4 separate regions of the Homo sapiens genome follow, and regions 2, 3 and 4 are each linked to region 1. Evidence: chromatin loops called from intact Hi-C (ENCODE). Cell type or tissue: mammary epithelial cell. All regions are shown on one strand. Region 1 overlaps DYNC1LI2 (dynein cytoplasmic 1 light intermediate chain 2). Region 2 overlaps CKLF (chemokine like factor). Region 3 overlaps CMTM4 (CKLF like MARVEL transmembrane domain containing 4). Region 4 overlaps LOC124903699 (a long non-coding RNA gene).

The links. A loop is a pair of places that touch in the nucleus more often than their neighbours do. Peaks named below come from ENCODE experiments on the same cell type or tissue, not always from the same donor. Only the 100,000 strongest peaks of a DNase experiment are listed, where the experiment ranks them.
Region 2: it touches region 1 in a loop (23-fold over the local background); 8 of 110 quality-filtered maps call a loop at or near these places.
Region 3: a loop joins it to region 1, with 2.8 times the contacts of the local background. A loop is called at or near these places in 25 of 110 quality-filtered maps.
Region 4: a loop joins it to region 1, with 7 times the contacts of the local background. A loop is called at or near these places in 28 of 110 quality-filtered maps.

The regions. Positions count from the first base shown.
Region 1 is chr16:66,736,106-66,744,105 of GRCh38, reverse strand. It overlaps DYNC1LI2 (dynein cytoplasmic 1 light intermediate chain 2), which reads left to right. Exons shown (of 13, transcript NM_006141.3): 4 at 1,438-1,668; 5 at 7,862-8,000. Among named protein-coding and RNA genes, the nearest start is that of DYNC1LI2, 12 kb to the left of the region's middle. In mammary epithelial cell, a CTCF peak has its summit at 3,970 (motif pointing right); a DNase peak (open chromatin) is centred at 2,415; H3K27ac peaks cover 1,721 bases.
Region 2 is chr16:66,558,148-66,566,147 of GRCh38, reverse strand. It overlaps CKLF (chemokine like factor), which reads right to left. Exons shown (of 4, transcript NM_016951.4): 2 at 7,800-7,958; 3 at 2,931-3,026; 4 at 80-262. The coding sequence ends at 137. CKLF-CMTM1 (CKLF-CMTM1 readthrough) reads right to left here. Exons shown (of 4, transcript NM_001204099.2): 2 at 7,800-7,958. Among named protein-coding and RNA genes, the nearest start is that of CMTM1, 4.3 kb to the left of the region's middle. In mammary epithelial cell, a CTCF peak has its summit at 3,554 (motif pointing left); no DNase peak of the experiment used is centred here.
Region 3 is chr16:66,658,038-66,666,037 of GRCh38, reverse strand. The region is part of intron 1 of CMTM4 (CKLF like MARVEL transmembrane domain containing 4); the gene reads left to right. Among named protein-coding and RNA genes, the nearest start is that of CMTM4, 35 kb to the left of the region's middle. In mammary epithelial cell, CTCF peaks have their summits at 3,036 and 5,111; a DNase peak (open chromatin) is centred at 5,077; H3K27ac peaks cover 1,786 bases.
Region 4 is chr16:66,864,883-66,872,882 of GRCh38, reverse strand. The region is part of intron 1 of LOC124903699 (a long non-coding RNA gene); the gene reads left to right. Among named protein-coding and RNA genes, the nearest start is that of PDP2, 12 kb to the left of the region's middle. RefSeq lists a silencer at 7,656-7,849. In mammary epithelial cell, a CTCF peak has its summit at 4,885 (motif pointing right); a DNase peak (open chromatin) is centred at 4,872.

The sequences.
Region 1 (8,000 bases):
TGTCTCAGACGCTGTCTCAAAAATAAATATACAAACATACATAACCAGTTCTTGATCAATTTTATTTCAACTGTACTTTTACTCTTTGCTCTGTTTACTCCCCACTAGATGATTTTGAAGCAGATTTCAGACATTAAATTTTATCTATGTATACTGCCATAAGGACATCTAAGATAAGAATTTTTTAAAAACATAACCATATTATTATCATAACAAAAAATTACTAATTCCCCAATATAATTAGGCGTCTGGTAATTCATATCTCAGTTTATGTAAGTGATGATTTTATCTTCACATTTAAATACAAAGGTTCTGTCTCTTTGGCATCCTTTATAGTATGTGAATGCATTGTTTAGTGTGACCAACACAAGAAGGGCTTGTTTAAACATAGGCTCTTCAGCACAGCTCACTGCTTCACTGATTGCTGTTACCTTAGGATGATGGATTATTTAGGTTGTGGCACAGTTGACCAGTGAACATTAGTATCTTTTGGTTTTTATTGAAAGCTAAGAGACTCTCACCCTTTTTTTTTTTTTTTTTTTTTTGAGATGGAGTCTCACTCTGTCATCCAGGCTGGAGTGCAGTGGCACGATCTCGACTCACTGCAACATCTGCCTCCCGGGTTCAAGTGATTCTCCTACCTCAGCCTCCCAAGTAGCTGGGATTACAGGCGCCTGCCACCATGCCCAGCTAAATTTTGTATTTTTAATAGAGACAGGTTTTACCATGCTGGCCAGGCCGGTCTTGAACTCCCGACCTCGTGATCAGTTCGCCTCAGCCTCCCAAAGTGCAGGGATTATAGGTGTGAGCCACCGCACTGGGTCCGATACCCTCAATCTTTACTTCATAGACATTTTGGAAACCTTTTTAGGTGTGAACACCTCCTATATTACTGTAGTTTTTTTTGTTTGTTTTGTTTTTGTTTTTGTTTTTGTTTTTGTTTTGAGATGGACTCTCATTCTGTTGCCCAGGCTGGAGTGCATTGGCACAATCTCAGCTCATCGCAACCTCTACTTCCTGGGTTCAAGCAATTCTCCTGCCTCAGCCTCCTAAGTAGCCGGGATTACAGGCGAGTGTCACGATGCCCGGCTAATTTGTTTTGTACTTTTAGTAGAGATGGGGTTTTGCCATGTTGGCCAGGCTGGTCTTGAACCCCTGACCTCAAGTGATCCACCTGCCTCAGCCTCTCAAAGTGTTGAGATTACAGGTGTGAGCCACCATGCCTGGACCCTATATTACTGTAGTTTTAAAGGCACCAGGACCAAGGATTGCTGTCTCCTGAGCACTTGGGCACTTTTTGGTTTGGATTTCCAAATTTTGCATTCTATTTAGAATTCATAGCTGTCACCTTCAAGATCTTCCTGATGTGTCTGTTTCTGCAGCTATGCTGATGGTCACTGTCAGGTGGTAACTAGCTTCATTCACTTGTTTTCTCAGATCACACGCGCTGCAACGTGTGGATTCTGGATGGAGACTTGTACCACAAAGGCCTGCTGAAATTTGCAGTTTCTGCTGAATCCTTGCCAGAGACCCTCGTCATTTTTGTTGCAGACATGTCTAGACCTTGGACTGTGATGGAATCTCTGCAGAAATGGGCTAGTGTTTTACGTGAGCACATTGATAAAATGAAAATTCCACCAGAAAAAATGAGGGAGCTGGAACGGAAGTGTGAGTAAAATATAATTTTCTTAATTGGGAAGTTCACGAGTCTCTTTAGATGGTTTGAATCACTTTCCTTTTCCCAATCCTAGAGGCTTCCCTTGCTTCGTGGTTTTGTTTTGTTTGCACCATTTATTTCAGAGTTCCTCTTGTAAACTCAGTAGTCAAAAGTATTCAAAGCAGTCTTTAACTCAAGTGTCACAAGTTGAAGAAAACAAATCAATATTTATTATCTTCATTGGTTTCCGTTTCAAATAAGAGTTCTTCCCTCACTCCCTAAAATGTGTTAAGTTCTGTGGATCTCTGTGCTTTTCTGTTACTCTCTGTCTGCTGAGTTAACATCAGAGGATGTGAGGGTTTGCTGTGGTCTCTGCAGCTTGAGTTTACTGCCCTGGAATTCCATTAAGGCCCTATGGACCCTCGTGTTGGCAGGCTTAGAGGAAGTCCTAAGAAAGACAAAGCTTTCAGCTCCTTAGTTCATTTTGGAATCCAGCAAAATACGATTTTAGTTAGAAATAGGAGGGTCTTTTTTTTTTTTTTTTTTTTTTTGTAATTAACATGAAAGGTTATTTTAAGACTAAGGACATCCAAGCCCTTTTGACAACAAAGAACTTTCAAATTAAAGGAAGTTTGTTTGGGTTTTTTTTTCCTTAATGTGGTTCAGAAGCTTGTTTTTCCTTTCCCTTGCTTCTGTGCAGTTACATCATCTTCTGTCCACTTGCCAGGGAAATGGGAGGGGCAGGGGCTGGAGCCATGGCAGCAGCAGCAGCCGTCCTGGCCGGGGCAAGCTTGACCCAGCCTGGCGTATTTTCACAGGATGACATCACCCCCTCTGGTGAATTAATGAGGGCTTCTCGGGCATGGCACACGGGATCTTCACACTTACTGGCAGAATGGTTCAGAAATTTTGATGCGCTTTTTAAATCAAGTTTCTCGCAGTGTGTTTTCTGTCCAGTACTTCATCTTGCTTCTGTCCCACGTTGTCTAAAACAATGAGTTTAACATTGTATTCTTCGGTTTGTTGTGCATGTGTATATTTCCCTGGTCACCCGCATGTGTGCTACTGTGATTGTTATGCAGCTCAGCTCATGTGTCTTCAACCACTGACCTTTCTAGATAATGCCTCTTTTTTCCTGAAATAGAGCCCTTAAGGACAACTTCTCTGAATAGTTCTGAGTCTGAAGACCTGCTTTCATCCACTGCACAGACAGCTTTGTACCCAGATGAGTGGGCTAATGTACTGGTGACTTCAGTTCTCTGAAGCTGTTTTCTTAGAGTGATAACCTTGTAGAGATCTGTTAAGACAGAAAAGAGAGAGATTGAGCCAATATTGTTTTTTCCCAGATAGGGAAAGTGTCTGCCCTATACTGTACCAGGTACCAGGTTCTAGGTGCTGGAGACACAGTAAATAAAAGGCCTGCTTCTGGGGGGCTTAAATTTCCATGAAACACTGAATTTATTTTGTGATTTAGTCATTGATGGCTGTTATTTAGGATTAGATTCAGCTGCATGTGACATAAAACCTGAGATAACATAATGGCTTAAACAAGACTGAGGGTTATTTCTCTCCTGTAAATGAAATCTGGAGGTGTAGGTAGTTGAGGACTGGAAATTAGAGCCCTGGGAAGACAGCTGGAGGACCTTGCTCCTTTGTGCTTACTGCTTTGTCATTTCTAGGGTGTGGTTCTCTTCCTCCTGACTGAGAGCTCTAGCCTTCACATCCGTGTTCCAGTCAGCAGGATGGAGGAAGAGAAATGCAGGGCTGCAGGGGCTGCTGTCTCTTAAGGAGGCTGGGAAATGTAATCTTTACTTTGGGTTGCCATGTGTTCTAAATATCAAAGTTCAGTTTGGTTATAAGGAGGAAGAGGAGAGAGGACACCGTAGGGCAGCTAGCAATTGCTGGAACCATGTCCCACGACTCTGGTTGGTTTTCCATTGGCCTCTCTGCTGTCACCACCCCTTCTCAGATGTTTGGAATGGTAGCCACGTCTTTGTGTTGTATGTTGGAGGAGCCTTTGTTAGTACTGGGTTTAGGCTACATTTTAATAAAGCAGTTGGCTATCCTCTTGCCCAGAGGACTCTTGCTTTCCAGATTAATTGGACTCTAGATGTTATATGGAAGGAGTGAAGGGCTGTTATTCAACCTGGTTTCCAGTCCAACACCAGTCTCCATTCTTATGATTTTGGAAAGCTGCTCCATGGCCGGCCAGTCTCTTTTAGGGTTAGGTTCCCAGTGGTTTTGTGTCTGTGGCAGCTGTTTGGCTGCAGGGATCATCTGAGTGAAAGGGAAAGCATCCCCTATAGCCACCAGAAGGTGGCGCTTTTTTGTACTTTAGTCTTCTCTTTCTTGTTTTATATATGGGGCTTTTCTTATGCTTATGTAGGACTATGGGGTCTTCTCAGGACTGTGAAACCAATAAATGAGGTAGGAGGGAAAAGTTGAGAGAGAAGCAGCAGCAGCAGTGAAGATGCTCTGTGATCTTCTTGTACCCACTCCCATCTGATTCCAAAGGGAAGCCCCAAGTGGGCTGATGTCCCCTGCTGTGAAATACTCACCATCTGGAGAGAAATTGTTAACACTGCAGTATGTGTATACCCAAGAAAAAATGCACGTTTTACTATCCAACTTACATGGTCCTTCCTCTTTTTAATACTGCCTTTTCACTCATGTTATGTATATTTGCTCTGCTTTCCAAATTGCTTTCTAAAATGCTAAGTTGGCCAGGCGCAGTGGCTCAATGCTTGTAACCCCAGCACTTTGGGAAGCTGAAGTGGGCCAATTGGTTGAGACCAAAAGTTTGACACCAGCCTGGGCAACATGGCGAAACCCTGTCTCTAAAAAAATTTAGCCAGTCATGGTGGTACATGCCTGTAGTCCTGGCTACTCGGAGGCAGACAAATTGATTGAGCCCAGCAGGTCGAGGCTGCAGTGAGCCATGATTGTGCCACTGCCCCGCAGCCTGGGCAACAGAGCCAAGACTCTATCTCAAAAACAATTAAATAAATAAAATAAAATGCTAAGTTATTTAAAAATGTGAATTTCCTATTGTTGGGCAGCCACAATTAAGTCATTCCTTTAGAGCGTGAATAATCTAGGGCTTCTGAACTATTTTCTCCTCATGGCACAGGTAAAAAACAGCAGAAAAGTTTACAGTGCACGAGGTAATGGGGTGGAGGTTCGTGGAGCCAGCTGTCTGAACTTCCTGCCTCCACCTTCCAACCGTAGCTTAGCTTACCTGTGAGCCCTTCCAGGCTCTGTGCTTCTCACTGTCTGGGAAGCCCTAGTTGAGTGCCTCACGAGATCTTCGGGCATTAGATCTTGCCCAGTTAAGCCATTGTATATTTTATTGATTTGAAGATTTGTTAAAAGTGCTTTTAAAGAGAAAAATGTGAGAATATTTGATTCCTTTAAAGACCCTTCAACAACCACATGGAGGAGTTCTTCTCTGTTTTTATCCAAAATGGAGTATGGTTTACTTGACTAGATTATTTGTATTAACAGTGAAGTATTTGTGTGTGTGTGTGTGTGTGTGTGTGTGTGTGTGTGTGTGTGTGTGTGTGTTTGTTTTTTTTTGAAACAGAGTCTCACTGTCACCCAGCCTAGAGTGCAATGGCACGATTTCGGCTCACTGCAACCTCCACCTCCTGGGTTCAAGTGATTCTCCTGCCTCAGCCTCCCAAGTAGCTGGGATTACAGGTGCCCGCCACCATGCCTGGCTAATTTTTGTATTTTTAGTAGAGACAAGGTTTCACCATGTTGGCCAGGCTGGTCTTGAATTCCTGACCTCATGATCCACCCGCCTTGGCCTGCCACAGTTCTGGGATTACAGACATAAGCCATCGCGTTTAGCCTGACAGTGAAGGTATATGAATGAGCTTAATTAAAGAGATGCTGTAGGCCGGGTGCTGTGGCTCACGCCTGTAATCCCAGCACTTTGGGAGACTGAGGTGGGTGGATCACAAGGTCAGGAGTTCAAGATCAGCCTGGCCAAGATGGTGAAACCCTGTCTCTACTAAAAATACAAAACAAAATTAGCCGGGCATGGTGGTAGGTGCCTGTAATCCCAGCTACTCAGGAGGCTGAGGCAGAGAATTACTTAAACCCGGCAGGTGGAGGATGCAGTGAGCCGAGATTGTGCCACTGCACTCCAGCCTCGGCAACAGAGCGAAACTCCATCACAAAAAAAAAAAAAAAAAAAAAAAAAGAAGCTGTAGAGATGAAATATCACATCTGCACTTTAGGGCCTAATCAGTTAGTTTTCAGTTTGCTCACTGTTACATGAAAGACAGAGAGCTCTCAGATAATTTCAGAAGCTCATATAATAGTAACGTCAAATCTTTGTAAATAAAAACTCGTGGTTTGAAATGTTTGAAACGTGTTCTGTGGGTGAAGAGGAGCAGGTAGGACCTTTCTCTAGGTCCTCTTCAGTCCTGTTGTTTGAATTTACTTAGCATGTTGGTGAGAGTAAAAGGCCTTTGATCCTTCAGTCTTACTGGACTTAGAAGGGTAGAGCTGCCTGTTTTCTTCTCTGGCTCAAGGTAGCTTTAACTGTTGCATTTTTTGTTCTCTGGACCAACATGAGAGCCTTGAAGTGCCCACATAAAGGTGCAGAGCTGTGGGCTTTGTGGTCACTTGGCTTAACTGAGGCTCGGACCATTGTCACCTTAATGGCCTTCCTTAGCTGGATTAGTGAATATTGTATGCCAATAAGTGGATGTTGTACCACTGACCCTTTCTTGTGTTAGGCAGGAATAGGCCGTGAACACTGCACAAGTGACTTGGGATCCCCAAAAGATGAGACTGAGTCCACAAGAGTGAGGATAATAAGGAAATACATCTGGTGCTGGGCAAGACCAGCCTGGTTACTTAGTGCTGACAAGCTTCAGCTGTGTGGAAACAGCATGTTCTTATAAAATTCAATTGTTTCATTAAGCATTTTTTTTTTTTTTTTTTTTGAGACGGAGTCTCGCTCTGTCTTACTGCAACCTCCGACTCCCTGGTTCAACTGAGTCTCCCGCCTCAGCCTCCCAAGTAGCTGGGATTACAGGCACGTGCTGCCACACCCAGCTAATTTTTGTATTTTTAGCAGAGACAGGGTTTCACCATGTTGGCCAGGGTGGAAGCTTGTTGTTTTTTGTTTGTTTTTGTTTTTTGTTTTGTTTTGTTTTTTGAGGTATAGTCTCACTCTGTTGCCCAGACTGGAGTACAGTGACGCAATCTTAGCTCACTGCAACCTCCACCTCCCAGGTTTAGGCGATTCTCATGCCTTAGCACGAGTCCCCAAGTAGCTGGGACTACAGGTGCACCACCATCCTTAGCTAATTTTTGCATTTTTAGTACAGATGGGGTTTTGCCATGTTGGCCAGGCTGGTCTCAAACTCCTGACCTCAGGTGAACCACCCGCCCTGGCCTCCCAAAGTGATGAGATTACTGGCATGAGCCACTGTGCCCAGCTCATTAGGCATTTCTAATGAGGACTGTGATAAGTATTGTAAGTTATAGCTGTTTCTAATGGTCAGCTATGTTGAAGTTACACAGTTCAACTCTTCTGGTATTCTGAAAATGTAAGATACATAAGAAAAGTGGCTTTCTTCATGGTAAGAACTATTGAAACCTTAGTATTTTTTAAAAACCTGTTTAAGGGCCAGACATGGTGGCTCAAGACTGTAATCCCATAATCCCAGCACTTTGGAAAGCCGAGGTAGCAGGATCTCTGCAGCCCAAGAGTTTGAGACCAGCCTGGCAACACAGGAAGATCCCACCTCTACAAAAATTTAAAAAGTAGCTGGGCATGGTGGCACATGCCTTTAGTCCCAGCTACTTGGGAAGCTGAAGTGGGAAGATCACTTGAGCTCAGAAGATGGTGATATCAGACTGCTGCACTTCAGCCTGGGCAAGAGAGCAAGACTTTGTCTCAAAAAAGAAGAAAAAAAAACCTGTTCAGGGGTTTGGTGCAATTAAAGATGCCCAGGGGAATGTCTTTGCTGCCCCGATGTTACAAAGCTCACACTGAATATTTCAGAATTGGCATTTTGTATCACCATCCCCAAATCCTTGATTTTGCAGTTGGATGTGACTAAGAAGTTTGTCACACACAACTGCCTGTGTTTTGTGCTTATTATTGCCTTCTTTTCAGTGTTCTAAAGCTAACATGTATTTTTATTTATGTGCATGTGATTTTTTTTCCTCTTTTTCCCCCAGTTGTGAAAGATTTTCAAGACTATATGGAACCTGAAGAAGGTTGTCAAGGTTCCCCACAGAGAAGAGGCCCTCTGACCTCAGGCTCCGATGAAGAAAATGTTGCCCTGCCTCTGGGTGACAATGTGCTGACTCATAACCT
Region 2 (8,000 bases), 180 kb after region 1:
GTGCTCTGCGCGGGGTGCAGACTTCGGAAATCTCTTCCTCTAGCTCCTATACTGAGTTAAAATAACTGCAGAAAATATGTGGAAGAATACAGAAATATGTTTAATACTTAGTATCAAACTAAAAAGTAATATAAAATTACAAAACTTCTTTTTTTTCATGCACAGGCTTTTTCTGGTAAGGACCGCTGGGATTGAACAGAAGCTTCCGGTAAATAAGGGCCCCGTCGGCAAGACAGCATACTGCTGTCACAAGTGCAAACACCTGGAAAGAAAGACAAGTGTCACTGCCCTAACCATGGTCCCCACTCCTGTCATTCACACAAGTTTTAAGTGGTCTGCCCACCAGATTCCTCTCTTGCTAGGGTACTCGGATTGCTCCCTGTGCTTCATCTAATACTAACATGGAGAGACTTCAGAGATCATCTTATTCTCCTCATTGCTAAGTTTTCTAAATACTTGCCTATAGAAAGAGAAAAGATAATTTAAGTGAGCAGAAAAATAATAAAGCAGTGTGGGCTCTGAAATCCATACTTGTTTGCTTTTATCTCTTGACCTGCTCTTGCATGTATTCTTTTAAGCCCTACTGAGGATATTTAGTTATTAATATTTCTAACCCCAGTGTTCAACTCTGACTTCTCTACTGACAAACTCTACAGAAGAAAAGGTCAAAGTTAACACCAGCTCAATATTAAATCATGGGGACTGTAGCTCCAGAAAACTGGAGTTAATAAGATGATCCAAAGTGAACTCTCAAAGGCTAGGCTACATCTGCTTAAAGGGTGAGATTCTAAATAGACCTTAAGAAAGTAAAATTAGATAAAAACAATAACTAAGAACACGTGGGGGCCTTCAGACACTCTGATGGCTATCTGAGAGCTGGTGCCTGGGGTGGGAGAGGGGGATGTCATTCCTTGCATGCTGTTTGGTCAGCTTCTTCCAGTCATCAGGAAGTTTGGCTTCCTGGCTCCAGACATGGCTCTCACAGTCTCCTTTTCCACCCAGAGTCTCAAGCCACTGCCTCCTAGGTTCTGACCACACTGAATACCTCCTACCAATCTTTTCATGACTGGCACTCTGTACACTATTGGCTCCTCTACCTGGAACCTTTTCCATTTTTTTTCCTTTATTCTCAGCAAACAGCAATTCCACTGCCAGAGAGGTAGTTTCCTCTTTTCTGCACCATGCAGCTCCCTGTCAACAGCTTATATACAGCGGTTTCCACTTGTGTCTCCTGTGTTAAGCTCTAAGCAACTTGAGGACGGGGCTCACACTCTAGTCAGTGCTGTCTGAAAGCAGCATAATATGAGTCACCAGTGTAACACAGCCACATAATTAAAGATTTTTTAACAGCCACATTATAAATGTAAAGAAAAAAGTCGGCCGGGCGCGGTGGCTCACGCCTGTAATCCCAGCACTTTGGGAGACCGAGGCAGGCGGATCACGACGTCGGAAGATCGAGACCATCCTTGTTAACACGGTGAAACTCCGTCTCTACTAAAAATACAAAAAATTAGCCAGGCATGGTGGCGGATGCCTGTAGTCCCAGCTACTTGGGAGGCTGAGGCAGGAGAATGGCGTGAACCCGGGAGGCAGAGCTTGCAGTGAGCTGAGATAGCACCACTGCACTCCACCAGCCTGGGCGACAGAGACAGACTCTGTCTCAGAAAAAAAAAAAAAAGAAAAAAATAAGTCATAGATTTTAATATATTTAGCTCAGTATGTCTAAAATATTATCATTTAACATGTAATCAACAAAGTTATTAACAAAATATTCTACATTCCTTGTTGGGGGTAATAAATCTTTGAAATTAAATGTGTATTTTTATACTTACAGCTGATCTTGATTCAGACTAGCCACATTTCCAGTGCTCAGTAGCCCCATGTGGCTAGCAACTATGGTTACTATACTGAATAGCACAGCTCTATATTTTGTCAGCCCCTGCCAAAGTACACTTAAGAAATGAGTAAATGAATGAATGAGTAAAAAAGTGAATGAAAGTAAATCCTATGCCTGGTCCTTCCTTCTTCACAGTAGAAAGATGAGTATTATCTTCAAAAACAACTGGGGGAAATTGATACAGAGCTATCTCATTTCTAGAATAATTCTGACTCCTCATGAAGTTGCTCAGGGCCTAAGGGAGATGAAAATCATGGCTTCTGACATATATGGCTGAGAGTTCTCCTAAGTGACCCATACTATGAAAGAACATGGAAGTAGGAAGATTTATTTAAGAACTTTCTAATTCAATTCTCTAGGTCAGAACCTAGAAAAGCTAAATGATTTTGAACCTTGTATGAGAAATCTTAGAAGAATATCAGATAGAACTATAACTAAATTACTTGAGTCATATTCTGGCTTGCTTTCTAGGATGAGGTCTGATGGAATTGATCTGCTTCTCTTCAAGCCGGGTTCAAAATGATCCTTTAGTTGCAAGGTGCCCTGCCAATGTTCTCTTACCGTAAGGACATCATCTATTATATTCTATCTGAAGGATCTGAACAAGAAATAACTGAGCTCAAAACAGTCTGTCTCATCTTAACAAATGGTATGTATCCTTTTCTGTAAAAGGGAGAGCTATGAAACTCATCCATCCTTTTGTTTTGTTTTGCTTGACATCAGGTTTCTCAGAGCTAAGTGCTGTAACTGATTCCAGTAGCTTTTGTCAGTCTAGTCTAGCCCTACGTACCTATAAGAAATCTGTAGGAACCCCTTTATTGGGTTAATTCTGCTTCTAGTATAAAATCATACTCCTTCATGTTAATCAGGGCAAGCATTCACAGACAAAAATATTAAGCCACTAGGCATTGTATATTGGCCTAGGAATCTCAAGGATGAATATAGTATAGCTTTCTATTCTTACATCTGTTTTCCAAGTAAATTTGCATTCTGATAAAACCTGAAGAAAGCAAGCAGAAAGACTTCCACTTACCCCTCCACCAACTGTCAATGTTGTGGTTTCTGGTATCAGTGCCAACACAGATACGATGAGCATGAATACTGTTGTTACCAGTGAGTTGATAATATCCTAAAAACACACAATAAAGCTGAGCCTTACATGAAGACTACCAAGCAATGCTAAAAAGGAAAAACAAAAAACAAAAAAACAACAACAACAAAAAACAAAGTCAGCAGGCAGAATGCACTGGCTCCCGCCTGTAATCCCAGCACTTTGGAAGGCAGACAGATCACTTGAAGCCTGGAGTTTGAGACCAGCCTGGCCGACATGGTGAAACCCCGTCTCTACTAAAAAAAACAAAAATTAGCCAGACATGGTGGTGCATGCCTGTAATCCCAGCTACTCGGGAGGCTGAGGCACAAAAATTGCTTGAACCCGGGAGGCAGAGGTTACAGTGAACTGAGATCATGCCACTGCACTACAGCCTGGGCAACAGAGTGAGACTCTGTTGCAACAAAAGGAGTCAGCTTCCTAAATATTTTGAAAGTTTCATTTTATTAAACAAATTTATTTAGCATCTATCTTTCAGGAAACCAAAATGTCACAGTAAAATGATACCTAGATAGTATCTGGTCTATAATGACACCTAGTGGTTTTCTTTTACCTGTGATATGCCAATCATTTACTTAAAAAGCTTTTTATTTCTTTTTTACTTAACATAAATGTAGTTGAAGGGAAAACTCATCTGATTAGGAAATAAAGTAGATGATGTATTATGTAGAAAGTTTAAGGTAGAAGGGGTGCCATGGGAAGTAAAAATGCTCATTTTTAATAACGTAAGAAAATGCAGAGTAGTCTACATTGTATATCAAACTTTAAGTTACTAAATGCAATTAATGCTGGGCGCTGTGGTGCATGTCTGTAATCCCAACACTTTGGGAGTTCAAGACCAGCCTTGCCAACATGGTGAAACTCTGTCTTTATTAAAAAATACAAAAATTAGCCAGGCATGGTGGTGAGCGCCTGTAGTTCCAGCTACTTGGGAGGCTGAGGCAGGAGAATTGCTTGAAGCCAGGAGACGGAGATTGCAGTGAGCCAAGATTGCACCACTGCATTCCAGCCTGGTGGAATTTTTTTTACTCCGTCTCAAAAAAAAAAAGGCAATTAATAAAACTTAAAATAGCACACACTTAAGAGAAAGTGGTAATTTTCAGGAAACCCCCACAGACATCTCTATGCAATGGATGACCAATTATGTTATTATTGCTGATGATATAGCTCATTCGCTTAATACTTTTACAAAGTAAAAATCAGTTTCATTCTTAACTGTGATGTCAAGAAGTGCAATTTTACATTTTTAAAATGGATGTGTAGCGTGGGAAAGGTAAACTGTCTAGCTGAGAAAGGTTTATGTATGTTTGCAGATAACCACAGGCAGGAAGGAATAACCCAAATAGCAAACTGCAAAACCCTGGTAATTTAGAAAAGCAGTTATTAGAAAGAAAGTAGGAACAGGTTCAATGGGGGTAGGGCAAGATCAGATATACTTAGGAAGAAAAAAGTTCTCATTTGTAGGAGATACTGAGACAACTATTCTAGGTTAACTCTCTTCTGTGTTGGATATTTGCTCTGCTTCAAAAGGCAACAGACCACACTCCTACTTCAGACAGGCAGCCTGCCTCCTGTGAGCAATCTGGGCAAGGGTTTATAGATGGCTTTGGATCAAAGTGGTGTTCTAGGGAGTGCAGAGAACCACAGGGGGAAAAAAAAAGATATGCCTGCCCCGAAACACCAATGATCCTCAAGAGTAATTTAGACCATTTATTTTATATTAAAAATGAAAACATCTATATGCCACAGAGTAGAATGTAAACTTAATTACAAAAATAGGGATTTCAAAGGAATTCTGAGCCTATGCTTAGATACCTCCTCAAAGCCATGGGTTGACTGGCTTTTTGTGTTTTCTGTCATTTGGGGCTCTCGGGGGGGAACAATCAGAGAAGGCCTGCTCTACAGACTGTTATCAGGGACAACAACTTTGGGACAATTTGAATGGAGATGACCAAGCCCTCTCCTAGTTAGCAAAGGCAGTGGCTAGCAGATGGAGGTACTTCTAAGTTACCTTTTCCCCACCTACAGATTAATTGGAACAGTCAGCCATCTCTGTGTCCTACACTTTAGGTAACATCCCCAGGCAACTTCTCCACCTGTGCTCTGGCTCCAATTCTACTCTGCAGGGACCTCACTCTATTCATTACTTTTATTTGTCCCTGGCCATATTTCCTCAGTTCAGAGATGACCCCTCTAGTTGTCTCTTTCCTTGCCTGCTCAGTCCTACAACTTTCCTGTCACTTGCCCACTGGAGGCAAACTCCTCTGGAAAAGGTCACCAGGGGGCAGAGAGAGAGAGAAAGTGTGTGTGTGTGTGTGTGTGTGTGTGTGTGTGTGTGTGTATACTTATCTTTCTGTTTAAATGTGTCCATTCTTCTTGAAATGTATTCCCATCTTGGCTTCGGTGACACCAGTCACACTTGGGTGCTCTCCTGCCTTTTCTGGCCACTCCTCATCTCATATGTTGGCGTTTCCCAGTTTTACCTTCAGCTCTCTCTACACTCTCTCTGAGCTATTGTGGCCAGTCCGAGCTCAGTTAATATCACGAGGTGATGATTCCTAAAACGGCAGCTCTAGCTCCTCTTAAGTTTCACACCATTTCTGAATATCTCCATATGAATATCTTTTAAGTAACTAAAATCTAGTATTTATCAAGCTAAACTCATTACATACTGCTCTCCTGCACCCTTCCTTAAACATATTCTTCCTCTCTCAGTATCCTCTCAAGACATGGAGGCTGATCATCTGATCATGCTACTCTCCTACTTAAAAACCTCCAAAAACTCCCATTAGCCTTTGGGTTAAAGTCCACAGCACACAAACCCTTGTATGCCCTGACCCTGTTTTCACAAACCTCACTCTTGCCCCAGCTCTTGTTCACAACTCAATACCCAACCATTCAGATACACCTGCAGGTCCTGGAGGGTCATGCTCTTTCTCCACCTAGACCCTCACATATGCTGCTGCTTTTCTAGCAGAAAAGCACTTTCCCTTCCCTGTATCAGTCATCTGCTAACTACGTTTCATCCTTCAGCCCTCAGTTTGGGCACTTTTTCTTCACAGCCTACTGTGACTTGGTCCCTTTCCCTTGCTGGGTTGCATCCACGCCATCCTAGGTGTATATCTCTCATAGCACCTATATTCTCTGTGTTGCTTCCTGGGTGCATTTAAAGTTTCTGAGGTACAAGGTTTTTGTTTTGTCTTAACCAAAGAACCAATTACAGAATCTAGGATTAGCAAATACTTAACATTTGCTGAATAAATAATTTCATTAGATCAAGATCAGAAAGGATTCTGGGTTTCGTAATGGAGCAAAAACTTAGTTACCCATATAACACCCCATTTCTAAGAGATACAATATCAGTAAAGTTTGATCCTTAGAGATTTGGGGACTATTCCTTTCAGTGTGCTACATATAAGCTACTCTCTCTCAGTGTATTCTGTTACACTCCTGGCTCCCAGTTTATTACTGGGACATGTAAGAAACTCCAAGGAATTATGTTTGGAAAAAAAGAAAGGCTAAAATGTGTTAGTTTTATTAAACTCTAGAGAAGCAGAGTGTGAAAAGCAACTATACAAGACCTAGAGGATGTGGACCAGTGTTCATTATCCTCTTGAAGAAATCTTTAGAAAAATTTAGTTTAACCCTTTCTGCCACTAAATGAGGGCCAACTGAGGAAGACTTTGTAATCTCTTCTCCTAGACCTCCCTCCAACGAAGTCCAGCTCTGAAGTGTACATCAAGTAGTTTTGAGAGGAGAGGTTCTATGAAGATCCTATTTCCCAGCTTTTCCCTTTTAGGACTTTTAAAAAGCTTATGATTTGCCTGAAATGCTTGCCACTGGCCTTGAAGGTGGTTCCAGAAGGTACCATTTAAAGGCATGCTTATGGTTTAAGAATAGCTCTAAAGTCTTTTCTTGTTAATAGGAATTATCAGCTTGGATATTAGCACTGTGGCATCCAAGAGGATGAGACCACTGCAGCCAAGGAAGACATGGCAGCAATCAGTCCAGCCAAAGAGGAGAAGGGCAGCAGGGGGATTCAGGAGGGAGACCTACAGAGACAGGATGCTGGGAATGAGACTTGCAAGAGGACAGAGGAGAAGTCACTCAGTTTTTCTTAGAATCAGCTTCTAGTCCAGGCTGAGGGGCTGCATACATCTTAACGAATAACTTCAATCTGCCCAATTTGACAGTTTTCAGAACCATCTGGGCATTCCACTGGGCAGTTATTCCTAATTATATGAGTATGGCAGGTTACAGTCTATATACTATGAAATATAAGAGGTGCCAACATTATTTAGTAATAACTACAGATATTTTCAAGTGAGATAACATTGTACTTTAGCCTCCCCAATTAGTTTGATTTTCCATTTAGTGACCAAAGATGTGCAAGGATAGATACTTGTGTATCTGTCTCCATCTCTATCCCAATTTTGAGGCCATATTAACATGCATCCAAATAGGTAATAAAGATTAAGAATGCACTACAATTTTGTTAACATGGTCCTAAATTTAAATTTCTTTAGAAGATCTATCCAAGTGAATTCTAACAGAAGCGTCAGCCACATCTACTGATAGATGGTGCAGAGAACTTATGCTCTGTGGCTGCCCTGCATCCTTGAGACCCTCTCCCAAAGCAATACAGGGCACATTAGCAATGGGTAGAGCTCCTCCTTCCTAAGCCTAACAGAGATTACCTTAAAGGTTTAAGAGAAGCAAAAAACAGAGTTCATTAGAATATCTCACTATGGTAGGAAAAAGTAAAATTTAAGGATGAAACTGAACACTTACAAGCAAAGGCCAAAATAACCACTTCATTAATCGATCAAGTCTGAGTACATATAAAAGTATGAAAAATAAGATAACGGTGACTTCAAATCCAGTGATAACAATATATGGTTCAGGGGCTTGTGCGATGATAAAAAAGGTCATAGATGTCACAGTTAGTGCCTAGAAGAAAAAAACCCACGATTTATTCAGTGACAACTGAAT
Region 3 (8,000 bases), 78 kb after region 1:
TGCAGTGGTGCAATCTCCGCTCACTGCAACCTCCGTTTCCTGGGTTCAAGCCATTCTCCTGCCTGAGCCTCCCAAGTAGCTGGGATTACAGGTGTGTGCCATGATGCCCTGCTAATTTTTTGTGTGTTTTTAGTAGAGACGGGTTTTTGCCATGTTGGCCAGGCTGGTCTCGAACTCCTAACCTCAAGTGATCCACCTGCTTCAGCCTCCCAAAGTGCTGGGATTACAGGCATGAGCCACCATGCCTGGCCTTTTTTTCTGAGACAGAGTCTCGCTCTGTCTCACCCAGGCTGGAGCGTGGTAGCATAATCTCTGCTTACTGCAGCCTCTGCCTCCTGGGTTCAAGTGATTCTCCTGTCTCAGCCTCCTGGGTTCAAGTGATTCTCCTGTCTCAGCCTCCCGAGTAGCTGGGACTACAGGCATGTACCACCACACCCAGCTAGTTTTGTATTTTTAGTAGAGATGGGGTTTCATTGTGTTGGCTAGGCTGGTCTTGAACTCCTGACTTCAGGTGATCTGCCTGCCTGGGCCTCCCAAAGTGTTGGGATTACAGGTGTGAGCCACCGTGCCCAGACCAAGTTTCTAATTTTGAAGAAATTTTATCCATTTTTTTTCTCATGGATTATGCTTCTGGTGTCATGTCTAAAAACTATTCTCAGCTTATAAAGATTTTATCCTATGTGTTCTTCTGAATTTTATTGTTTAACATTTTACATTTAGATCTATGATCCCTTTTGAATTAATTAAATTTTTTTTTTTTTTTTTTTTTTTTTTTAAGAAACAGGGTCTTGGCCAGGCATGGTGGCTCATGCCTGTAATCCTAGCACTTTGGGAGGCTGAGGTGGATGGATTGCTTGAGGTCAGGAGTTCGAGACCAGCCTGGACAACGTGGCAAAACCCTGTCTCTACAAAAAAATACCAAAACAATTAGCTGGGCATGGTGGCATGTAACTGTAATTCTAGCTGCTAGGGAGGCTGAGGTGGAAGGATCACTTGAGCCCGGTAGGTCAAGGCTGCACTGAGCTGTGATTGCACCACTGTACTCCAGGGCTACAGAGGGAGACTCTCTCTCGGAGAAACAGGGTTTTGCTCTGTCACCCAGGCTGGCCTTGAACTCCTGGCCTCAAGGCAATCCTCCTGCTTTGGCCTCCCAAAGTGCTGGGATTACAGGTGTGAGCCACCATGTCCTGCCTATATTTAATGTAATTATTAGTATGCTTAAATTTAAACCTACCATTTTGTTATTTATTTTCTGTTTGTTCCCTCTGTTTTGTTCCTGTTTTCCCTTTCCTCTTTTCTTTTGGAGTCTTTGAATATTTGTTAGTATTTCATTATAATTGATTTATTGAGTTTTGACTAGTATCTCTTTATATAGTTTTTTTTTTAAGTGTTTGGTCTACGAATTACATTATACATACACATAATTATAACATTAATATTGTACACTTTACTTATAATTAACATTTCATTACTTAGAATGAAATACAGAAACCTTGCAAGTACATAGGTCCCTTTACCCTCCTACTTTGTTTTCGTTGTCAAATACATTGAAATCCCAACATTGTTACAGATTTTGCTCTTAACCATCATGCATACTTGAAATAACTCGAGAAGAATTGTATATTATGTTTACCGAGGTTTTTACCATTTCTGTTGCTTTTCTTTCACTACTGATATTCCAAGTTTCCCTCTGGTATCATTTCCATTCTCCATGAAGAACCTCATAGCGTTTCATTTAGAGCAGATTTGTTGGCTATGAGTTCTCTTCATTTTCCTTTATCTGAAATTTTTTTTTTTTTTTTTTGAGACGGAGTCTCACTCTGTCACCCAGGCTGGAAGTGCAGTGGTGCGATCTTGGCTCACTGCAACCTCTGCCTCCCGGGTTCAAGCAATTCTCCTGCCTCAGCCTCCAGAGTAGCTGGGACTACAGGTGCCCACCACCATGCCCAGCTAATTTTTGTATTTTTAGTAGAGACAGAGTTTCACCATGTTGGCCAGGCTGGTCTCAAACTCCTGAGCTCAGGTGATCTGCCTGCCTCAGCCTCCCAAAGTGATAGGATTACAGGCATGTGCCACTGCACCTGGCCTGTTCTAAGCTTTATATAAAATAATCCAAGAAGTAGGGATGCGTACTCTTTAAACAAATAGAAAGACAGAAAGTCTCAGCTAAGAAATAGAAGATATAAAGAAGCAAATGGGCCGGGTGTGTTGGCTCACACCTGTGATCCCAGCACTTTGGGAGGCCGAGGTGGGTGGATCACGAGGTCAGGAGATTGAGACCATCCTGGTCAACATGGTGAATCCCTGTCTTTACTAAAAATACAAAAATTAGCTCGGTGTGGCGGCGCTTGCCTGTAATCCCAGCTACTTGGGAGGCTGAGGCAGGAGAATCGCTTGAATTCGGGAGGCGGAGGTTGCAGTGAGCCAAGATCGCACCACTGAACTCCAGCCTGACGACAGAGCTAGACTCTGTCTCAAAAAAAAAAAAAAAAAAAAAAAAAAAAAGCAAATGAAAATCTTAGAACCATAGAACGTAGTATCCAAAATAAAAATGGATGGGCTGGATAGCAGAAGGTAGCTCATCACTCACTGTAACCTTGAACTCCTGGGCTCCAGTAATCCTCCCGCTTCAGCCTCCTGATTAGCTGGGACTGCAGGGGTATACCACCATGCCTGGCTAATCTTGGGTTATTTTATTATAGCTGCTTTACAATCTGATAATTCCAACAACTGTGTCATCTTGGCATTGGCATCTGTTGATTGTCTTTTTCCATATGAATTGAGATTTTCCTGGTTCTTTGTATGCCAAGTAATTTAGAATTATATCGTGGACATTTGTTTATTATGTTATGGGACTCTGGTCTTGTTTAAATCCTATGAAGAATGTTGATTTTTGTTTTGTTTTCGAAAGCAATCAACCTGGCTGGGTTCAAGTGAGAAGTTCTGGTCAGTCTTCTGTGGGTTGAAGGTTCAATATCAATTCTGTTTCAAAGCCTTTGTGATGCTATTTGAATCTTTGCTCGGTATATGCCACCCAGTGGTCAGTCTGGGACCTAGGTGGTGAGCTATCCCATAGTTCATTCTCAACGTCTTTACTGCACTGTTTAGGGTCAGATACACATATATATACAACTTTGGGTGAGCTCAGGAGTTTATAAGCTTTATGGGCTTGGTGTTTTGATTTATAAACAGGAGTTTATAGAACTTTATGGGTTTGCTTCCTCTTTCTGCCAGTTCCTTGGTATTTTCCAGCCCTTAGAACTCCTCTTTCGGGTCTGTGTCCCAAAAGCTGGTTCTTTAGTTACCCTACTCTGTTGAACAGTTTCCACAGCTGTGTCCATGTCCTAGGCCACATGGTGGGAGGACAGGGGAAGGGGAAAGCAAGGGGGTTCGCTCATGCCCTAAGAACTCGGGTTCCTCTGAGTCGACTCCTCTGTTGTGGACATCTGTAGCCTCCTGCTGCTGCATTGCCTCTGACACTTCAGGGTTGTCTGGGGTCTGAAATCTAAGTGAGAATGAAGGAAAAAAAAAGTTAAAAGGAAAATAAAACCCAGGATTGTGTTCAATGTCTATGAGTGTTAGGAAAATCCCCCTGTCTACTTTTCTGGCCAGAACTAGAGGATTGTCCTGGACTCCCTATCTATACCAGGCTCTCTTTTCTGGGTTTTTCTGGGTTTGAGGCTCCTTAGAGTCTAAGCTGGGGAACACTGGAGGAAAAATAGGAGCCTGACTGTTGGTTCTGTGGTGCTTTGAACTCTGGGCATCTTCACCATCTGCCTACTTTGATTTGTTTTTCAGTGTCCTGAAATAGCTGCTCTGTGCATTGTTTCCAGTTTGATAGCAGCATTCAGTGGGACAGACAGGCTGGAGTGTACCTACTTCATTAACTGGAACTGGAATTCCAAATTTATGATACTTGGAAGCTTTCTAATTTGTTTTTGTTGTCTGTTTTTATTGTCTGATAGCCAAATAGGCTCCTGGCTTGCAGGCTGCTGGGGCCCTGGCTTGTGTAGAGATGAATCACGGTGGCATGGTGTTTTGGTTTTTTGTTTGTTTTGTTTTTGTAGTAAGGAAATGTTTTATTTTTATTTTATTTTATTTTTTTGAGACAGAGTCTTGCTCTGTTGCCCAGGCTGGAGTGCAGTGGTGCGATCTCAGCTCACTGCAGTGTCTGCCTCCCGAGTTCACGCAATTCTCCTGCCTCAGCCTCCTGAGTAGCTGGAATTACAGGCATGCACCACTATGCCCGGCTAATTTTTTTGTTGTTTTAGTAGAGATGGGGGTTTCACCGTGTTGGCCAGGCTGGTCTTGAACTTCTGACCTCAGGTGATCCACCCACCTTGGCCTCCCAAAGTGCTGGGATTACAGATGTGAGCCACCGTGCCCGGCCTATAGTAAGGAAATGTTTTAAGTATTACTCTGGGATATTCCTGGCATGTGCAAGGAATCATATAAAAGGATCCATTTTAATAAAATTTGGACTTAATGTTACTATCTTTTCATATTAGCGAACAGACTTTTCTGCCTGTGAATATGAAAACAGAGCATTATAGAAAAGATTTGGGACTGCTTAGCTCTACTTCCCACTAAAAATGACAGTCTTTTACTTCATCCTTAACTGACAAGCGTTTAGCCTCAGTGTGACTGATGTCAGCTAAAATCACCAGGTCTGTTTTCACTTGGCTGCTTTTATCAAGTCTGTTCTCCCTACTCTATATTCCTGTAGCTGAATCTTTGAACCTGAAATTTATACGGGTTACAGTCCATCCGCAGCACCAGTCTGGCTGATGTTGGGATAATTTTGAAGCTTATTACCTTACATATTAGCAATCTGAAGTCTCTTATTCACAGATGTGGCAAGTGATAAACCAGCTTTGTATGTTTTCTCCCAAATAATTTCTAGAAACTTAAGTGGCCCTTCACCTGAGCCCATGTTTTAGGCTGACATGGAACATTAATTATCAACCTTTGGATAGTGTCCAGTTGCCTGTGGACATGGTTTAATGACTGTTTCGTAGATGCCTGTTCATGCCCTGTTGGTCAGTCATTACTCAGCTATTTTCCTGAGTGTCTGTTCGGGAGGGATAGAGCAGGGAGCCAGCTAGACGCGATTCCGGAGACAGGCCCCACCGTGCGGTAAACTGCACTTCCTCACTTAGCACAGCGAGCAGGAGAGGGAAGAGCTGACTATGGGGACAGGGCAGCCAAGTGTTAGGAGATTTGAGGAGACAGCAGGAAGCCTGCAGAGGGAGAGGTTTATTGTGGAGGGATGAGGAAAGGCTTCCCAGAGCAGCTTGCAGTTATTTTTTTATTTGCTTGTTTTTAAATTACTTCTTAAAGAAATCACACAAGTAATACCAATTTAAGAAAAATTAGAAAATACCTCTAAGTTAAAAGAAAAAAACACATGTCCTAGTATCTTACTCATCAGAGATGAACACTAGTCACATTGTGTGTAACACTGTCTCCGTATTTGTTCACATATGTCTGTGTGCATATATTTACAAGTACAGATTGCTTTGTAACATGACTGTTCTATGCTGCTTCTCCTTATCAATAGACTTTACAACATTGAAAATTTTTCTTTTTAATTTACATGCAATAAATTTCACCTTTTATGGTGGAGTTTTGTTTTTTTTTTTTTTTTTTTGAGACAGGATCTCACCCTATTGTCCAGGCTGGAGTGCAGTGGCATAATCAGGGCTCACTGCAGCCTGTACCTCCCAGGCTCAAGCAATCCTCCTACCTCTGCCTTCCAAGAGGCTGAGACCACAGACATGTGCCACCACGCCTGGCTAATTTTTTCTTTTTTTGTAGAGATGGAGTCTCACTAGATTGCCCGGGCTGGTCTCCAACTCCTGGGCTCAAGTGATCCTCCTGCCTTAGCCTCCCAAAGTGCTGGGATTACAGGCATGAGCCACCGTGCTCTGCCTTGTAGTTTTAATTTGCATTTTCCTAATAGCTAGTGATGTTAAGGATCTTTTCATGTGCTTGTTTGCCATCTATATATCTTCTTTTGTGATGTGCTCATATCTTTTACCCACTTTTTAATTGGGTTGTTTCTTATTGTGGAGATTTGAGTTTTTTGTATGTTCTGGATATAAGTTCTTCAACATTTTTAAAAAATTTAAATTTTTATTATGGAAACTTTCAGACATACACTAGTAAAGATAATAGTACAAGTGCCCACATACTTTTTATCCAGCTTTTACAGTTATCACCATTTTGCATTTTTGTTTAATCAACGCTCCCCTCCTTTTTTGTTGTAATATTTTAAAACAAGTCTTCAATATCATAGCATTTCAACTATAAATATGAAGTATGCATCTCTATCAGTTACGAACTTTATTTTAAATGACACATCCACAATATCAATATTACTTCAAAATAACATAATTATTCCTTAATGTCATTGACTATCCTATGTTCACTTTTCCCCAGTGATCTCCAAAATGCCCTTTTGGTTTGTTTGAATTAGGATCTAAACAAGATCCATACGTGATTGCATTTGCTTGCTGTGTCTGAAGTCTCTCTTAATCTTACAACAGCCCTCATCTCCCTTTATGTCATTTGTTTGCTGATGAAATGGGGTAATTTGTTATATAGATTTCCCATTTTGGCCTTGACTGGTGGCTTTCTCTAGTGTGATTTTTTTTTTTTTTTGAGGCAGAGTCTCACTCTGTCGCCCAGGCTGGAGTGCAGTGGCACGATCTCGGCTCACTGCAACCTCCGCCTCTGAGGTTCAAGTGATTCTTGTGCCTCAGCCTCCCAAGTAGCTGGGACTACAGGTGCACACCACCATGCCCAGCTAATTTTTGTATTTTTAGTAGTGACAACGCAATATTGGCCAGGCTGGTCTCAAACTCCTGACCTCAAGTGATCCGCCTGCCTCAGCTTCCCAAAGTGCTGGGATTACAGGTGTGAGCCACCACGCCCAGCCTCTAGTGTGATTTTAACATGCTCCTTCAACTTCTCTGTTTCCTGTAACCTGGTTACTCTATATAGCTTGACTGTGGGATGGGGTTGGGGGTGGGATGAAAAGAAGCTGTCTCAGGTCTGCTGGCTTCATCCTACGGCATCCACACTAGCAGGTGGAGCAGCTGATTGTCTTGCTTTTAGTGAAGCCAAGATTGATTGGTGGGTGCTTGATCCATCTGTTTGAAATTCCGCATCGGTGGCTTTAATAGCTACTGATGCTCACGAGCTAGATCAGCCATTCTTCCTCCCTGTGGGAGGAGATTTTGCCCCCCAGGGATATTTGACAGTATCTGGAGACATTTTTGGCTTTCTCCACTTGGGGGTGGGAGGAGTACTGGCACCTAGTGGTGTGGAGGCCAGGGATGCTGCTAAACATCCTCAATGCACAGGACAGCCCCTCACAATGAAAAGTGATCCGGTCTGAGATGCCAATAGTGCTGAGTTTGAGAAATCTTGTCCTAGAGCCCAATGTGGGTATCAGGATTTTGAAAGGATCCCTGGATGAACCAAGTATATGAGCCACTGGCATAGATCAAGGGCCACAGGAAATCACAGAGCGATAAAACTGGTTTGGGCTGAAGAAAGAGCCACAGAAAGCTTTGGTGGAGGAAGTGCGACTCGAATGGGAGTTAGGAGCATGACTTTGATAAATGAACAGGCAGAAAAAGAATGTTTTTTTGGTTGAGTTCAGCAATTAATGCCCTCTAACTCCTGGTTTTCAGATGGATTGAGAATCCGGGTCCAGATCATTTCAAAATAATGGTTTCCTCCCCTCCCTCCCTCCCTGCCTGCCTCCCTCCTTCTCTCCTTCCCTCCCTCCTTCCCTCCTTCCCTCCCTCCCTACCTCCCTTCTTTCCCTTTCTTTGCTTTCTCTCAATCATAGCTCACTGCAGCCTAGACCTCCTGAGCTCAAGTGATCCTCCCACCTCAGCCCTCTGAGTAGCTGGGACTACAGGCATGTATCACAACGTCCAGCTAATTTTTAATTTTTTAATATTTTTTGTAGAGATGGAGTCTTAGTA
Region 4 (8,000 bases), 130 kb before region 1:
TCCTCCCCGTGTGCACACCTGTTTATATGCAGAGAAAAGTTTAGTAGGACACACAAGCCAGCAGTTACCAATGCTTATCTCTGGGTCATAAAACTGTAGGTCTATTTCTTTATTTCTTTATTTTTGAGACAGTCTCCCATCAGGCTGCAGTGCAGTGGCGCAATCATAGCTCACTGCATTTGAACTCCTGGGCTCAATAGATCCTCCTACCTCAGCTTCCTAAGTAGCTGGGACTACAGGTGTGCACCACCACAGCCCAGCTGGAACTCTTACATTCTTTATTTTTCCATTTATTTCATTATTTACTATTCTTATATCTTTTTAATTAAAAAAAATTTTTTTTTACTAATTTATTTAATAGAGACATGGTCTTGCTATGTTGCCAGGGCTGGTTTTGAACTCCTGGGCTCAAGCAATCCTCTCCAGTCACCCAAAGTGCTGGGATCACAGGTGTGAGCCACCACTCCAGCCCTACTCATTTTTTTTTTTTTTTAAATAGAGACAGAGTCTCGCTCTGTTACCCGGGGTTGGTGTCAAACTCCTGGACTCAAACAATCCTCCTGCCTCAGCCTCCGAAAGTGCTGTGATCACAGGCGTGAGCCACCGCCTCTGGCCTACTTTTCTTATTTTTAAACATGGAACATATATTTAATAATCAGGAACAATTCATTAAAGTCTGCCTTACACACTTACACATAGGAGTGGGAGGGAAGAAGACACAGCACACCCACTCTCTGGGGCAAGAAGGCAACAGAGAAGAGGCCAGGTTGCAGCTGCACCTGCCCTGTGGGTGAGGACTGGAGGCACCGCCCTTGTAGATAGGAAATCCAGGAAGGCTTTCGGGAGAGATCTGAAGGAAGTTATGGAGAGAAAACAGCAGGGGCAAAGGTCCTGGCCTTGTGGGCCAAAGGAAGGGCTTGGATTTTATGGCCAGGGCTGCCTGCCCCATCTCCAACCCTTGGGCCAGGGCTGGAAAGGACTTGAGAGGGCATCTCCCTCCTGCTTTCCTAAAGCATGCTCCCTGGAACACGATCCCACAAAATGTTCTGAGAGAAAAGATCCATAGCCCACTACCCCACCTTGGAAGAGATTCAGAATGCACAGTGTGTATAGTCAAGGCTTTAAAATTCTGCAGTAAAAGGAATCCATCCAGTTTTATTGCAGCAATGCCAAATGTTTCCCCATGAACCTCCTCTTTGCTGTAGAAACTAGTCACATCTGGCTGGACCCATGTACTTTGTGAGACACCCTTCTATCCATTTTTTTTAAGACAGAGTCTTGCTCTGTTGCCCAGGCTGGAGTACAGTGGCGTGATTATAGCTCACTGCAGCCTTGACCTCCTGGGCTCAGGCAATCCTCCTGCCTCAGCCTCCTGAGTAACTGGGACTACAGGCATGTGCCACCACTCCCAGCTAAGTTTTATTTTTTGTAGAGACGAGACTCACTATGTTGCCCAGGCTGGTCTCAAACTCCTGAGTACAAGCAATCCTCCTGCCTTGACCTTCCAAAATGCTGGGATTGGAGATGTGAGCCACCTCGCCCAGCCCATCCATTCTTTAAGGTGTAAAATAAAGTACAGAGACCTAAACTGACTTCTGCAGGTTCTCTTTTTTTTTTTTTGAGACCGAGTCTCGCTCTGTCGCCCAAGCTGGAGGGCAGTGGTGCCATCTCGGCTCACTGCAACCTCCACCTCCAGGGTTCAAGCGATTCTCCTGTCTCGCCCTCCCGAGTAGCTGGGACTACAGGCGCGTGCCACCACACCCGGCTGATTTTTTTTTATTTTTAGTAGAGACGGGGTTTCACCATGTTAGCCAGGATGGTGTGGATCTCCTGACCTCGTGATCCATCCACCTCGGCCTCCCAAAGTGCTGGGATTACAGGTGTGAGCCACCGCACCCGGCCTTCTTCTGCAGGTTCTCTAGAATCCCACTTTAAGCTCCTGGCTGAGGTGGGTCTGGACCCCATTCTCTGGACTCCCATCAAGCCACTTTCCTGGAAGCTTCCCACATTTAGTAGTTGAAGGAGCCAGTTTGGACATCTCCAAAGTCAGAGAGAGAGCTCCTGTATGCTCCTCCAGGGAAGACAGTTAGCATCTCCAGCTCCATGCTGTGGTTTTTTATTTATTTATCTTTAGATAATGACTATAACTTAATTTTAATTTTTTATTTTATGCTTTTTTTTTTTTTTTTTGAGATGGAGTCTCACTGTGTCACCCAGGCTTGAGTGCAGTGGTGAGATCTTGGCTCACTGCAACCTCCACCTCCCGGGCTCAGATGATTCTCCTGCCTTAGCCTTCCGTGTAGCTGTGATTACAGGCATGCACCACCACGCCCAGCTAATTTTGTATTTTTAGTAGAGACAGGGTTTCACCATGTTGGCCAGGCTGGTCTTGAACTCCTGACCTCAGGTGATCCACCCGCCTTGGCCTCCCAAAGTGCTGGGATTACAGGCATGAGCCACCATGCCCGGCCTATGCTTCTTTTTCTTTTCTTTTTTTTTGAGACAGAGTCTCACTCTGTCGCCCAGGCTGGAGTGCAATGGTGCAATCTCAGCTCACTGCAACCTCTGCCTCCCAGGTTCAAGCGATTTTCCTCCTCAGCCTCCCAAGTAGCTGGGATTACAAGCACCCACCATCATGCCTGGCTAATTTTTGTATTTTTGTAGAGATGGGGTTTCACCATGTTGGCCAGGCTAGTCTTGAACTCCTGACCTCAGGTGACCTGCCAGCCTTGGCCTCCCAAAATGCTGGGATTACAGGCGTGAGGCACTGCACCTAGCCTCTTTTTCCTTTGCAAAATCATTGGTAAAGAAAGACTATAATTTAAATATACCCATGCATTGCCTTCATTTCCAGGGTGCTAACAATGTATGGGTATTTCTGAGCCTGCTCCCTGACCCCCACTGCCTCCATGGGAAATACAGTTTCAAACACACTCATAGAAAGTCAAGCACTCTTTAATCAGCCATTAGCAACAATCAAACCCTATAAACCTTCACCTGAACAACCCAGTTCTCCATAGAAGTCTGAGAATCCAAACTGGGTATATTTTCTTCCCTGTTGAGGACCAGGAGGACACTTTGGCCTGGAGGCTTGTGTAGGAAGTGCACAGCCCATGACCTCTACTTTCCCCAAAGACAAGAGCCTCCCCTGGCACAGGGTACCCCATGTGATGTGGCAGTTTAAGAGGCTGGGCAGACACAAGAATCCCAGCACTGCCATTGGTCAAATGAGTGACTTGTGCAAGGAACCTCAACTGCATTTGGAGCCTCAGTTTCTCTATCTGCTGAATGGGGGCAGCCGTTCCCATGTATATTGTGGGGGCAGACCCTCCCCCAGCTGTGTGTTCACTGCAGAATGGGGGGCAGGGAGAAGTATGCAGAGTGCTGGAGCACAGCTGCCCTCCTTTCCTTGGCTCAAGAGCTATTTCTGTCTGAAGAACTAGGACCTGTCACTGTAATCAGGGCACCCCCATCTCCAGGCTATGCTGAAGACTGGGTCAACTTTATTTTATTTTTAAAAAAAAATTTTTTTGAGACAGAGTCTGGCTCTGTCACCCAGACTAGAGTGCAGTGGTGCAATTTCGGTTCAGTGCAACCCCCGCCTCTTAGGTTCAAGCTTCTCATGCCTCAGCCTCCCAAGTAGCTGAGACTACAGGCAGACGCCACCACACCGAGCTAATTTTTGTACTTTTAGTAGAGATGGGGTTTAGTAGAGATGTTGGTCGGGCTGGTCTTGGTCTCCTGACCTCAAGTGATCCACCCAAGTAGATCAAGTGATGGGTCTCCCAAAGTGCTGGGATTACAGGCGTGAGCCACTGCGCCCCGCCTTGGTCAACTTTTTTTTTTTTTTTTGAGATGGAGTGTAGCTCTTGTTGCCCAGGCTGGAGTGCAATGGCACAGTCTCGGCTCACTGCAACCTCCGCCCTCCGGGTTCAAGCGATTCTCCTGCCTCAGCCTCGCAAGTAGCTGGGATTACAGGCACCCACCACCATACCCGGCTAATTTTGTATTTTTTTTTATTAGAGATGGGGTTTCACCATGTTGGCCAGGCTGGTCTCGAACTCCTGACCTCAAGTGATCCACCCACCTTGGCCTCCCAAAGTGCTGGAATTATAGGCATGAGCTACCATGCCTGGCCTGGGTCAACTTTAATTTGGCTTTTTCTCACACCTTCAGTTCCATGTAACTGCCTCCAGGCCCTTGCCCTTGCTGTTCCCTGTTTGGAATGCCCTCTTCTTTTTCTTCTTTTTTTTTTTTTGGAGATGAAGTCTCGCTCTGTCACCCAGGCTGGAGTGCAGTGGCTCGATCTCAGCTCACTGCAACTTCCACCTCCTGGGTTCAAGCAATTCTCCTGCCTCAGCTTCCCGAGTAGCTGGGATTACAGGCATGTGCCACCACGCCTGGCTAGTTTTTTTTTTTCTTTCTTTTAGCAGAGATGGGGTTTCACTGTGTTGCCCAGGGTGGTCTCGAACTCCTAACCTTGAGACCTGCCCTCCTCGGCCTTCCAAAGTGCTGAGATTACAGGCGTGAGCCCCTGCGTGCTGGGATTACAGGCGTAAGCCACCGCGCCCGGCCCTCTGCCCTCTTCTATCCTTCATAGTTTCGGGGAGAAGTGCACGTCCTTTCCCCAGGAGTCCAGTGGTTGTGGCGCTGGCCAGCTGTCTGCTCCGTCCAGTGCCGGAGCTTCTAGCCAGCAGAAGAAGCAAGAGCTGAGGGCATCAGTGAAACAGGAGATAAACAACAGCAAAAATATTTTATATAGTTTGACAAGTAGCAACCTGCCAGGCAAACTCTTTTCCAGCACAGCCAGGCTCAGGCCCCGGGTGGTGGATCCCCGGCTAGGATGCACTGAAGACACAGCCGCAGCTTTAAACGTGGCCACCAGGGGGCGAGAACAGATTGCGGGAAGCACCTGAGCTTCTCATTTCCCAGAGTGGAGGGAGGAAGAGTGTGGAAGAGTGTGGAGTGTGTGTGTGTGTGTGTGTGTGTGTGTGTGTGTGTGTGTGTGTGTCTTCACTCCTTTTCAGGGACCTAGTGTGGGGCGGGGGGCTTTACTCCTTTTCAGGGGCCTAGAGCTTGCTCAGACTTCGTTCTGGGATAGACCAATCGTGGCCCGAGCAACTCCTGGCTGTGTGACCCAGAGCAAATGTCTTAATCAATTTGATCCTCAGTATCTCAGTTGCAAAATGGGAATAAGGCCGGGCACAGTGGCTTATGCCTGTAATCCCAACATTTTGGGAGGCCGAGGCAGGAGGCTCACCTGAGGTCAGGAGTTCGAGACCGGCCTAGCCAACCATGGCCAAGGTGGTGAAACTCGTCTCTACTAAAAATACAAAAATTAGCCGTGCGTAGTGGCAGGTGCATTTAATCCCAGCTACTCGGGAGGCTGAGGCAGGAGAATCACGAACCTGGGAGATGGAGGTTGCTGTGAGCCGAGATCCTGCCACTGCACTCCAGCCTGGGCGACAGAGCAAGACTCTGTCTCAAACAAACAAACAAAAATGAGAGAAAGAATAGTACCTATCTCAGAAGGTTTGGGGTCTTGGCTGGGCATAATGGCTCATGCATGTAATCCCAGCACTTTGAGAGGCCAAGCTGGGAGGATTGCTTGAGGTCAGGAGCTCAAGACCAGCCTGGGCAATATGGGGAGACTCCATCTCTACTAAAAATTTAAAAAATTAGCTAGGAGTGGTGGATACTCTGGGGGCTGAGTTGGGAGGATCGCTTGAGCCCAAGAGGTTAAGGCTGCAGTGAGCCATGATAGCGCCACTGCACTCCATCCTGGATGACACAGTGAGACCTTCTCTCAAAACATTAATTAATTACTTATTTTTTAAAAAGGTCTTGGGTCTGATTAAATGAGTCAGTTCATGGACTGTTCACTGATGGGCCATTCCACAGGCACATGGAGCATGTTCTCAAAGACACCAAAGGAAGGTGCTCTAAAACAATTTGTTACTTAACATTTTATTAAAACAAAAGCAACATGAGGGAAATCACAATTATGTTTACCTTCCCTGTAGTTACTTGTCAGTTCGGTATCATTTTGGACTATTTTTCTGTTTAGTGACATACTTGAGGACCCCGTCATCCTCTTGGTGTGTGACTTAAGTGGGTTTTCAGCCCACAGAGGTCTCCACAGGAGCTATAGATGACAGGGCCCCCACTGTCTGTTCAGGGGTGCAGTTCGTGGAGGGCCCAGAGCAGTTGAGCAGAAGAGGTCCATGCAGGACCCAGAGAAGTATAGGTTCTGTTGCATCCTCTGCAGAAAGCCTGGGGTCTTGGGCAGCAAGGCCCTTATAGGGTCCCCCCACCTTCCACCCCCAGAGACCAGCCTGCTCCCCCAGGATTTGGCTATGGGGATGCTGCACCTCAGAGTCCCTTGTCAATGTTCCCACCTGGGCCTCCGCCTCCTTCAGACCAACCCCAACACTTTATTCACTGCCCTCCTGGGGTGCACTTCCCCCAAGCGTAGCTTCTCCTCTCGTCCCCTAGGCTTGTTGTACCATTCTGAAGAGCATCTCGGGGAAGGGATTGTCACATGGATGGGGAGACCCCTGGCATTTGGGGTGGTCACAGGTGCCAGGATTCCTCCCCAGTTCCACACAACAAGGGATTGTTTGAATTCTTCCTGACCTTCGAGTGTCCCACCAGCATGTTCAGACAGGTGAACGATCTGTTTTGTTTTGTTTTTTGAGACAGACTCGCTCTGTTGCCCAGGCTGGAGTTCAGTGGCACAATCTTGGCTCACTGCAACCTCTGCCTCCTGGGTTCAAGCAATTCTTCTGCCTTGGCCTCCCTAGTAGCTGGGATTACAGATGTCCACCACCACACCCAGCTAATTTTTGTATTTTTAGTAGAGACAGCGTTTCACCATGTTGACCAGGCTGGTCTCGAACTCCTGACCTCGGGTGATCCTCCTGCCTCGGCCTCCCAAAGTGCTAGGATTACAGGCGTGAACCACCATGCCCAGTCTTGTTTTGTTTTGTTTTGTTTTGTTTTGTTTAACCAGGTCTCTACAGGTATCTGATGAACAATCTGTTTATCATCATTTGAACCTACAACCTTGCTCTGTTTTATTTGGAAACACAAAGGGATTTTTGCACAGTCTTAAAATGTAGAATATTTTCCAAGAATACAATTATCATGTGAAATGAGGGAAGATGGTACTTTGTGTTGAGAATTTTACCAGGAGTTATCATCATCTAGGAAACTCACACCGTGGGGGCAAAGAGACTCACTTTCCTCTGCCTGGTATGCATCTGAAGCCGCTATTTATGGAGCTTCAAAATAAGGTACAGGCTGGGTGTGGTGGCTCATGTCTGTAATCTCAGCACTTTGGGAGGCCAGTGTGGGAGAATTACTTGAGACCAGGAGTTCAAGACCAGCCTGAGCAACATGGTGAAACCCTATCTCTACCAAAAAATACAAAAATTAGCCAGGCATGGTAGTGCACACCTGTAGCCCCAGCTACTGGGGAGGCTGAGGCAGGAGGATCGCTTGAGCCCAGGAGGTCAAGGTTGCAGTAAACTATGATCGCATCACCAGACTCCAGCCTGGGTGACAGAGGGAGACCCTATCTCTAAAAAAAAAAAGAAGAAAAACAATATGGGTACAAACATCAGAAGACTTCATCACATCTTTAGTGGCGTTGTCCCCCACCATTTACATACTGACATAAATATTATTTTTATTTAAAATTACATGATTTGTGTATATACATACAATTTTATTTTTTATTTTATTTTACTTTTTTTTTGAGACAGAGTCTCACGCTGTCGCACAGGCTGGAGTGTAGTGGCACGATCTCAGCTCACCGCAAGCTCCGCCTCCTGAGTTCACGCCATTCTCCTGCCTCAGCCTCCCAAGTAGCTGGGACTACAGGCGCCCACCACCACGCCCAGCTAATTTTTTGTATTTTTATTAGAGACGGGGTTTCACTGTGTTAGCCAGGATGGTCTTGATCTCCTGACCTCATGATCCGCCCGCCTCGGCCTCCC